Regions from separate parts of the Homo sapiens genome. Here region 2 is linked to region 1. The links are chromatin loops, found by intact Hi-C in ENCODE. Cell type or tissue: heart left ventricle. All regions are shown on one strand. Links, peaks and the distances in the headings refer to the core of each region. The heading gives the core; the rest is flanking DNA.

Region 1 (5,389 bases), core at 77-5,076:
TGCTTATTTCACAGAGGTGTTAGGAGGATGAAAAGTGAAAATACACACACACACACACACACACACACACACACACACACACACACACACGCTTGGATGAGTATAAAATGCCAGAAAAATGTAAAATTGACCCTGTTCTCTTCAGTTAACAAGGTAGTGGGTAGGCGGGGGGTGGGGACCATGGCATTTTGCACAGAAGGCTTGATGACTCAACGAAGTGTCTTCCTCCCCGCCCTCCCCCCAGTAATATCTGGTCTGGGATTACTGCTGCTTTCTTGATGTTTTTAGACATACTCTTCTCCTTCAGAAATGCCAAAGGTGAAAAATACTATTTCACTGCTATAATTTGTCACCCTTGCTGCCTGAGCAAGACGTGCATAGACAGTTTAGTAATTAAGCTTTTCAACACTGCATCATAAAGTTTTATTCTGGCAAAGGCTATATTTATCAGCTAACAAGTATTAAATCACCCCACTGCTCAAGCCGTTTCTCACTTGAATACGCTCCTTTCAAAACAGAACAGCTTTCCTTGGCTGGCTTGATTAATAAAAGTTCTTGTTTGGAAATACTGTGATGATGTGTGGCCCCGTGGGGCTAACATACATACACCTTGGCCACTGTTCTACCTGGTGCTGACTCCCATCTCCCAGGGGAGTTTGATATCTTAGCCTTGTGTCTCTCAGAGCATCCTGGCCAGCTGAATTTTATGGCCGTCTGGGATGGCTTCCAGGAGGAGATATTTCTACCATTTCATTTCTAATGGGGAAGAATTGAAAGAAAATCTAAATGTAAAATAAGTTTTCAAAATAATTAAAATAGCAAAGTAACAATGATCTACATATCAAGTAGGGTTTTTCCTCATATTGCCATAGTCTTATAAAAACAGATGCAGAGTTAGAAAGAATAGATATTAAAAGTCATTAGTAATGGCTTAGAGGAGTACGGTCTCCAAGCAACCCATCCCAGCTTTACAAATTCCCTCCCCCTCCTTTGGAGGACATAAATTCATAAAACAAATATAGCATTGTTTTTAAAGGTTCAGGGTGCTTTCAGTCAAATGGCTCCTGAATTATATTTGTTAAAAACAAAATAGTTAATTTGAATGACCTTTCTACCATATTTTAAGGGTAAATATGGTAGAATATGGATAAAGAAAATGTGGTACATACATAGCATGGAATATGATGCACCCATAAAAAAGAATGAGATCATGTCCTTGGCAGGAACATGGATGGAGCTGGAGGCCATTATCTTTAACAAACTAATGAGGGAACAGAAAACCAAATACCACAGGTTCTCACTAACAAGAGGGAGCTAAATGATAAGAACATATGGACACATACAGGGGACAACAGAAAGTGGGGCCTACCTGAGAGTAGAGGGTGGGAGGGAGGAGAGGATCAGGAAAAATAACTAATGGGTACTAGGCTTAACTCCTGGGTGACAAAATAATCCGTACAACAAATCTCTGTCACACAAGTTTACCTATATAACAAACCTGTATATGTATCCCTACATTTAAAATTTAAAAAATATAAATAAAGACAAATGTTAGTCAAATATGGGCGAAAATAACAAAAAATCACTATTTTTCATCATTTTATAGAGACTACAAATTTCCTTCTTCCTCCCTCTGCTTTCAAAATAAGTGACATTAACCACATGTTGGCATTTAAGTTTTTCACCAATTTATTGCTAAGAGGAAACATATAATAATATGCTATAGGGTCATAAAACCCACTTTGCAGCTATAGAAGCAAGTTCTGCCTGTGCCTGTGTATGTGTATGTATGACAGTGGACATGTAAGTGTGAAACTTTAAACACTATTACAGTAAGAAGTCTTTTGTTGAACTTTTGTTAGTTTGAGAGGCTGCAATGATTTTTCTCCTTTCAAAATGCTGAAATAGAACTCATCATTTTGCTTTTCAAATTAGCAACAGGTAGCTGGTTTGGAAGGCTGGAGATTGATTTCTCTCCAGCTAGCAAGTCGTGGGGTCAGGTCACTGAAGCATGTGGGTGATATGCTGAACCACCAACTTGGCAAATATTGAACTATTTTAAGTGCATCTATTTTCTGGTTCAGTAAATTTTTTGTTGTGTTAAATTCATTAAACTCGACACAGTCTAAATGCCACAGCACATACTGGAGAACCCATAAAGTAACAGCAACAGCTATAAAATATAGCAAAAGGTAAGGATCGATATACTTTCTCTCTGTTTCTATTTAATTTTTATCTTTCATATTAGGACTGGAATTTGTTTGAAAGTTAAAAAGTACTGTGTGGCTGGGAAAATCATGTGGAATCTTATACTTTCTGAAAATCTGAAGGAAGGTCTCTTTATCAGTCAAGTTGCCCTCCACACTAAGATGATGACATATATGACCTACAATTCAGGATCACTTAATAACTTGGGGGATAAATGAGAAATAAGAATTACACTCTGTTACCTACATTTTGGAAAAATCTTGTTTTGTATAATTTGCAAAAATATTGATTCAAGGACACATCCGAAGACTTAAGATGGGGCTTTGATAATGTGATTATTCTTTATTCAGAATTGAAATTTTCATAAGGATAATCAAGTTTTTGGCACACAAACTGTTATTGTGATTTAATGTAATTTTTTTGAGAGAGTCGTTTGTTATTTTTTAAGTACCACTTTTCCTCCAACAAGGAGTAGTCATAGCAATTCAGAAAAGTAGGGAAGGTGCAAGGTGTGAGGAATTTCCATTCTAGCATGGGTTGTAACTATCAAAATTACAAAATTGATTTTATACTCCACATGAAAAATGATAATAAGTGAAGAACAATTTTCCAGTAATTTTTCTTAGCAAAATAGAAAACAAAATAATCAATAACAGAAAATTGTGAAAATAAAAACCCAATACACATGTAGAGAATAAGGATATAGGCACTAAATATAATTCTTTAAAGCTTCCAGAACACATAGGGCAGAAGTGATGCAGCCATCAAAGTTGGACTGAGTAAATCCATCCCCTCCACATGCAAGGAAAGGTTTGTGATGCAGAGTCATTTGGCCAGGACAGTTGGCAGCAGCATTTGTAACCTGAAAAAGTAAAAAGAGGATTGCAATTGACATTCTGTGCTCTATTGTGCTGTCATGGCAACACCCACCTGGAAAAGGTTAGTCTACCTGGAGAAATCAAGATTTCTCACAAGAAGCACCAAACAAACAAAAAAAATGCACACACAAGAAACAAAAAACAAACCAAGACTCACTAAACGCCCCTCAACCCCAGTTCAAGTGTTTATATTTATATTCTTAAATGTTTAAATTTTCAGTTATTAGATAAGGTAATCAGAAGTGGGCTGAACTTCAAAATTAGTAGGGGCTATAGTCTGAAGGTTTATCCCCCTGAAATTCATATGTTGAAGTCCTAACCCCCGAGGTGATGATATTAGAAGGTGGGGCATTTTGGGAGGTGATTAGATCATGGGCAAACTCCTCATGAATGGAATCAGCTCCTTATAAAACAGGCCCAAGGAAGCTTGTTGGTCCTTTCCACCATGTGAGGACACAGCCAGAGGTGCCATCTATGAGAATGAGGGCTCTCACCAGACACTGGATCTGCCAGTGCCTTGATCTTGCTCTTCCCAGACCCCAGAACTGCCAGAAAGAAATTTCTGTTTATCAGCCACCCACTCTATGGTATTTTGCTATAGCAGCCCAAATTGACCAATACATCCTTCTTCAGTTTCTCTCCACTACTCCTCATCCCATGGTTCCTTCTTCCTCACATATTTCCTGAGCGCTGTTCTGGCCCAGGCTCCATGCTGAACATTGGAGCAGGAGAATTTTAAAATTTCACAACCTTGTCCTTAAGGAAATTTCAGTCCTGAGAGTAGACTGACCCCAAAGCAGTCTTTTTAAACAGCTTTTTATTTTCATATCTGAAAGTATGAAAAAAGACACAGAGATTGTTTTTCTGGAGAAAATATTCTCAAAATTTGGATGGATGATGGCTAATAAGCATTTGCAGTAAGGAGAATGAGTGGGAGGTGAATGTAGTTATGTTGGACACTGAGATGATTTGGCCACTGAAACACCAAAAACCCTCTAAAAAACCAGAATATGAAAACTTGTTGTAATGGCCATCTCACTTGGGACTGCTTCACTGTACAACTTCAGGGGGCTCCATTCACCTGGATGACAATATGACAGTTCTAGTCTCTCTTATACAGTGTTTTCATGGATAGTAATAGAGTAAGGCCCATGAGGATTTACTCATTTAAAAATCAGGAAAAAAAAATCAAGAAATGTAATAAATTCTATTTAAATTATGGTTCTGAGATCTTTGTTCTAGATAGGCTGAGTCAGTATATTCCCTTACAGTTTTTTTTTTTCTTCTAGAGATAGGGTCTTGCTCTGTTGCCCAGGCTGAAGTGCCATGGCATGATCATAGCTCACTGCACTCTTGAACTCCTAGGCCAAGAGATTCTCCTGCCTTAGCTTCCTGGTAGCTAGGACTGTAAGTGCACACCACCATGCCTGACTAATTAAAAAAAAATTTAGAGATGGGGTCTCACTATGTTGCCCAGGCTGGTCTTGAACTCCTGGCCTCAAGCTATTCTCCTGTCTTGGCTTCCCAAAGTGTTGGGATTACAGGCATAAGCCACCATGCCTGGCTTACAGAGCCTGCAGTTTTCTTAAAGCAGAAAAAGTTTGCCATAGATATTTTTTATTTATATGTTATATTTGCTTTTTTAAAAGAGATGGTACTATTATTTCCCTGTTGAACCTCTAAAGACATGGGCCTCTGTAGACCTGTGTCACTGAGATACAAAAGTGAAATATTAAGAGTATCCTCTCATGTTTCTGGAGGTCTCTTACAGCAACATCATCTATCACAAACATAGCTGATAATCTTGAAATCAGCAGACAAGATCTTTGAGTGGCTAAAAGAGGCAGCACATAGTGCAGTCACTGAAGCACAGACTTGGGTGATCAATTAGAGCTTTTAACCTGCTTTAGATAGAATGTTATCAAGTTGGATTATTTAATTTGTCAGTAAAACACTACAGGAAGAAGAAAACGGCTAGGATTCTAGATATTAGTGATTTCAGAATGTGATAACCAATAGTCTAATAGCAAGGGATATGTATTAGTTCATTCTCACACTGCTATTAAGAACTTCCCTGAGACTGGGTAATTTATAAAGAAAAGAGGTTTAATTGACTCACAGTTCCAAATGGCTGAGGAGGCCTCGAGAAACTTATAATCATGGCAGAAGGAAAGCAGGCACGTCTTACATGGCAGCAGGCAAGAGAGAGAGAGCATGTGAAGGAGGAACTGTCAAACACTTACAAAACCATCAGATCTCATGAAAACTCACTCACTATCATGAGCACAGAATAGCGGAAACTG
Region 2 (5,389 bases), core at 327-5,326, 60 kb after region 1:
AAGAAAAGCATCTCATATTTCAGATCTCAGATTCCCAAATTGTTATCTTTTGTTTTCTGCTCCCTTGTTTTGATCAGATCTCATTAATTCACTATTTACTTAACAAACATTTCATTGAGAATTTACTGTGTATTAAGCTATGTGCCAGGTGCTAGAGATACAATGATATCCAATTTCTTAATTCATGGACCTTACAACTTGAAGGTAAAACAGGCATTAAACACATAATCACATAAATCAATGTATAGTTACAGAAAATTAAAATATAAGTATAAAATAAATCATAAAAATAAAATAGAGAAACCATTTTAATTAAATTAGGACTTCAGGAATGCCCTCTGTGGAAAGGACATTTAAACTGAGACAGTCTAGGTAGAGAACAGAATAGACAAAGGTCTCGAGGTGGAAAAAAGTATGGGAGGAAAGAGAGGTGTGACTGGAGAGCTAAGGAGTGAGGAGATAGTGAGATCAGGGGTTGGCAAACTATGGGCTTCAGGCCAAATCTGGCCTGCCACTTGTGTTTGTAAATAAAGTTTTATTAGAACACAGCCACGCCCATTCTTTTATATGTCTATTGCTTGGGTTACATCAGTAGATTTGAGTAGCTGCAACAGACTGTATGGCTTGCAAAGTCTAAAGTATCTGGCCTTTATAAAACATCTGCTGACCCCTGTACTAGATCATTCAGGACCTTGCCAGCCATGTTAAGGATGTGAGATTTAATCTCATGTGCAAAGGGAAGGCATTAAAGGGCTTTGAACAGGAAAGTGAGTGGCATGAACAGATGTGTGCTCTAAGAAAACCATTCTGGTTATTTGAAGAATGAACTGGAAAGGGGCAAGGATGGAAAAGCCAGTTAAAATAAGACAGTGTCTTGACAGTGACAGTGACGATGAAGAGAAGTGAATTCAAAGTCTATTTTTGAAAAAAATATCAATACGATTTGGTTTCAGATTGCATATTGTGGTGCAGGAGTGGAAAATATCAAGGATGATTTCGGATTTTTGCCCAAAAAAGCTAGGAGATTGGTGGCTCCATTTTCAAAAATGGGAAAGATGGGGGAGGAAAAAGTTCAGAATAATGAAAGTAGGCAATCAAGAGCCAGTGATGAACGTAAGTTTGATCTTAACATATATATATATTTTCCAAAAACAACAAAAAAGGAGTAAAACAACTCTCAAAAATATATTCTGAATTCTACTTTCTGTCCAGGGCTGGGATAATTTTCCTCTATTTTCCTTGTATTCGTTCCTTTAAAAATTCCATAGATTCTGTCCATTCAAAGAAAAGGCCACATTTAGTGAGACTGCATATATTTCAGGATCTGTTTGGGAGAAGATTTTCTTTGGCCGACACCTCCCAAGCTTCATGAAAACATCTATTTATCCTGGGACACAAGGAGATTTTCAGTCTGTTGCAGCTTTTATTTGCACTGCCAAAAGGAAAAACGAAAGGGTTTCAATAGTCCTTTAATTGAAACGTCCCTGGAGCAGAGGATTTGTCCTAACTCACATTTGGTTTTCCAGGCTCTCACTGGAGTTCTCCTTCCACAATGCCTAAAAAAGCCCTGGTTTTCTATGATGACAGTCCACTAAAATGCTCCACTTTCCCAATACTCACCAGCAGTATGCAGCCACCCCTTATTATACATTGTTATTTTGGCCTACTCAGCATTATGCCCTCTATGAAATTTTGTGTTAAGTGGTATTATGATTGGACTATTTTCCTGAATTGGGCAAGGTTTTCCCCTTGAGCCAGCATACTGGTTTGCCTCTAAGGATATCACTTTATCACTGCAGTTGCATAATTGGGTTCAGCTTTAGATTTGTAGCTGCTCAAATGAGCAAAATACATCTCAGGGCTGGGGGATTTGACCTAAAGCTTTGCTGTCATCCATTTGGTTTAGTAAAGAGAAGTTTTTGCCTTGACATTATAAAATGCTGAATTTGAAAAATTGAGACTAAGCAGATGGTGAAATTTTTATTTATGATAGTGTCAAAATATTCCTGGCTCCTTTTGTGGAGGAAATCTACTGGTTTACTGTGGACATTCTTATCTTCTTTCCTAATAAGACAAATGGAGTTACTCTTCCTGTTATATTTTGACAGGAAAAACAACGATTGGATCTGGGTATTTTGGCAAAAGCTCTTAAATCAGAGGGACTATAATCTTTATGATATTGTTAGCCACTCCCGAGAAACTACTATTATGAATACAGTAAACAAATAGGCATTTTATTTTTAATAAAAAAGAGTGAATTAGGTTCAACTGACCTCAAGGTTCTAAAGTGCCTTTCCTGACTCTGTTAAATAATGTAAGGATATATAACAACAGCAAGAATTCACTTGCTATATTTATAATAGAAATCTATTTTAGTGAGGAAAACTATATTTTAAATTCAAGGATGCTTCATTTTTTACAAACATGAATTTGGAATATTTTATACTAAAGAATTCCCCTAGTCCCACAGATCAGTTATAAATATTAATGGAATTTCAAGAGATTCTTTTCTGATTCCAGTGCTTAATATTCATTCATATTATGCAGGGAATTCAATGTCCTGTACAGTACATATGGATTCTTCTCATTATATAAATGAGCACATATATGGAATCTGTAGGGGCAATGACAATTAAAAATAGCAGGGCCCACATACGATTTTAGAGGGCATATAAAAGCCTTCTCAGCTCACTTAATAACAAGAAATTTACTGGTAATAAACCAAAGGACTCTTTAGGCTCAATTTACTCAATAATGTCACATCTGGGCAAAAAGATGGATTGGTGATTCTGAACAGAGTTAAAAATGCTAACTGATATAAAGTATTTATGAAACGCAATGAAGTGATTTCCTGTGGTGAGATTCTGCAGTCAGACTTCGAAACCTGCTCTTGAATTAGTCTCAGCTCTTTGATTTGCTAACGATTTACTTCACAGTGCTTAGTCTTCTCAGACTATTTGTAGTGTAAATTTTTTTTGGAAAAATTCTTATTCAAAAAATGATTTGACATCCCATAAAAAGAACTGCATCTAACTTCATGTTCTCTGAGTTTAATAACTTATTCAGGTAATAAGATATTGTTTAGCCTTCCTAATGTGTAAGTATAAGTATTATTTTTAACAAAGGGTGATTTTTAACTAAACCTGCACTATTAGTGTGTCATTCTCTCTTCTGTCTCTCAAAATAAAAATTTATATAACTAATGGACCAAAACCATAAAATAATTTGTATGTGACAACAATTATAAAGTTGGCATTTACTATGCACCTATGTGCCAGGCATGATATTAGAAGTTTTGGATATACTATCTCATTCAATCTTTATAACATTTCTGGGAGCCATTATAGTTACAGTTCAGGTAAGTAAGTGAAGCTCAGAGAGATTAAGAAGATTAATCATGATCACAGAGCTATTAGGTTGAATCACATGAAAATGCTGATATTGGACCATTTTTAATCTATAAAGACAGCAATATCATATGCTTCAACCTAATTCTAAGTGCTGAGTTACAGTATGAAAATAGGTCTGTGTGATTCAGAAGTCCATTGCAGTATATTAGATAATACTGGTTATTTTTTACCACTCATAATAATAAAAACCAAATCATGAATTATACAATAAAGAATTAATCACTCACCAAGTTGGGTTAATATGAACTCATCATTTATGGCAAGATTCCAATGCAAGATAGCATTTCATTTTAATATCATTCTGATATAAAAAGAGAGATAATTGCTAAACTGTGGCAGAGAAATGGCACATTTACAGAGCTTATCATATATTTTCTAAGTTAAATATCTCAGCTGGAGCACAGTTGTTCTTTAACAAACTATTAAAAAGAAATATCCTTCACAAAGAGAACAGTGGGATTCTTTGAAGTGTAACCTTGGAAATCACGGTTTGTGTTACGGGGCATCATTCAAAGCAGATGTATACTCCTCAGAGACCACAGTAAAACTGTTGCTAAGAATACTTGTTTCTCCTTTTCAGGTTTTACTGACAATACTATATAGTCAAGTATTCCCAGTGTTCTAGGCATGGTACAGAACATCCAAAAAGAGGCTTCTAATCATTCTAATTGCGAAGAACTCACATATGCTTTTCAGTGGCTTTCAGATTCAGCAATTAAACGAAGAGCTTATTCATTTTATGTGATTTAAAGGGTAGTGGTAACAGACATCTAGACTGTTTTAGAGATAAACAATTTGCTGACTAGCCATTACTTTTCCTTGCTTGCTAAGTGGGTGACCAGTGCTGAAGTATTAATTCTCAATGTTATTTCAGGAGCAGGGAAGGGCATTTCAGAGTTGCAAAAAGGACTACTGGCTCAGCAAATATTTATCAAGCACTGAATACACATTCCTATTATGCCGTGATGTTAGTGTCTCTTATTTTCAATCTTGATCAAGATAAGAAGTATCAACAGATGTGTCACATGTGTGATGGATTGTGGCATGTATTCCCACTAATGGAGAAAGCTTCTAATTTTGGAGAAAGCAGCAGGCTCTGCAGTCAGAGCGTATTACTTCTTTAGCCCATGAGACATTTAGACTGATCTGAAGAGGAATTCTTGACAGTGAGGAAAGTGGTGAAATCTTTTCTGAGGGAGCTCTAGGCAAAGGAATGATCCCATCTCTTTGGGATAATGTTGTCATGGTCCCAGATAAAAATGGACCACAATGAAGACTTGTCAAATTCTTATCCAGCTCAAGTCTTTACTGTTTCCCAGGACCTGAGGCTCACAAGCAGTCTGTGATTTACGCAGTTTTATGATACTGTTCTCAACTTGCAAAGGTTTTGAGATGCCTCCAGAATGATGAAAACCAGGCACTTATCTGGGAAGCAGAGCAGCTCACATTATTTTGAGCCCTGGGCTTACGACCCAGAGTGTTGACAGCTTCACTTCAGACCACAGTAAGGACTTAACTTCAAGATCCTTCAAAACAGCTCAGTCCCACAGACAGCCTTTTTCCAGGTTCCCTCTCTGAACAGATTGACATGGTGCAGGTATTATGGAAACAGCAAGCTGAGCTTTCTATATTTGAGATTCAGAGTATGAAGAGCTCTGTTTTAATTCAAAATAAGGTTATCAAATAGATGTCGATATTGCCATTTAGGCAGCAGACTAAATTTCTGCAAAGGAACCAACCTAAAGAAACCATAACGTTCCTATCTAAGTTCATCCTAGATATTCCAAAAAGTGTCTGGGCTATCTTAATTTAAACACCAACCCCCCCCAATAAAAAAGCAATGATGGATATAAAGCAACTGCTCACACCAGAACCATACTGAGGTTGTAGAGAGTTGTGGGAGGGCCACAAAGTAAACTAAACAGCAAACAAGTTTAAAATCTACATATTAATCCCTCTGGTCAAGCTGGAACTTCCAC

Evidence for each region. Hi-C counts contacts between places; a loop is a spot of excess contacts. Peaks named below come from ENCODE experiments on the same cell type or tissue, not always from the same donor. Only the 100,000 strongest peaks of a DNase experiment are listed, where the experiment ranks them.
Region 2: a loop joins it to region 1, with 2.0 times the contacts of the local background. A loop is called at or near these places in 1 of 110 quality-filtered maps.

What each region holds. Positions count from the first base shown.
Region 1 is chr10:88,282,437-88,287,825 of GRCh38, forward strand. RNLS (renalase, FAD dependent amine oxidase) reads right to left here. Exons shown (of 7, transcript NM_001031709.3): 7 at 1,666-3,070. The coding sequence ends at 2,918. All of the region lies in intron 1 of LOC101929727 (a long non-coding RNA gene), which reads left to right. Among named protein-coding and RNA genes, the nearest start is that of RNLS, 300 kb to the right of the region's middle. In heart left ventricle, for the core only: no CTCF peak of the experiment used is centred there; no DNase peak of the experiment used is centred there.
Region 2 is chr10:88,342,377-88,347,765 of GRCh38, forward strand. All of the region lies in intron 5 of RNLS (renalase, FAD dependent amine oxidase), which reads right to left. All of the region lies in intron 1 of LOC101929727 (a long non-coding RNA gene), which reads left to right. Among named protein-coding and RNA genes, the nearest start is that of RNLS, 240 kb to the right of the region's middle. RefSeq lists an enhancer at 5,149-5,389. In heart left ventricle, for the core only: no CTCF peak of the experiment used is centred there; no DNase peak of the experiment used is centred there; H3K27ac peaks cover 1,484 bases.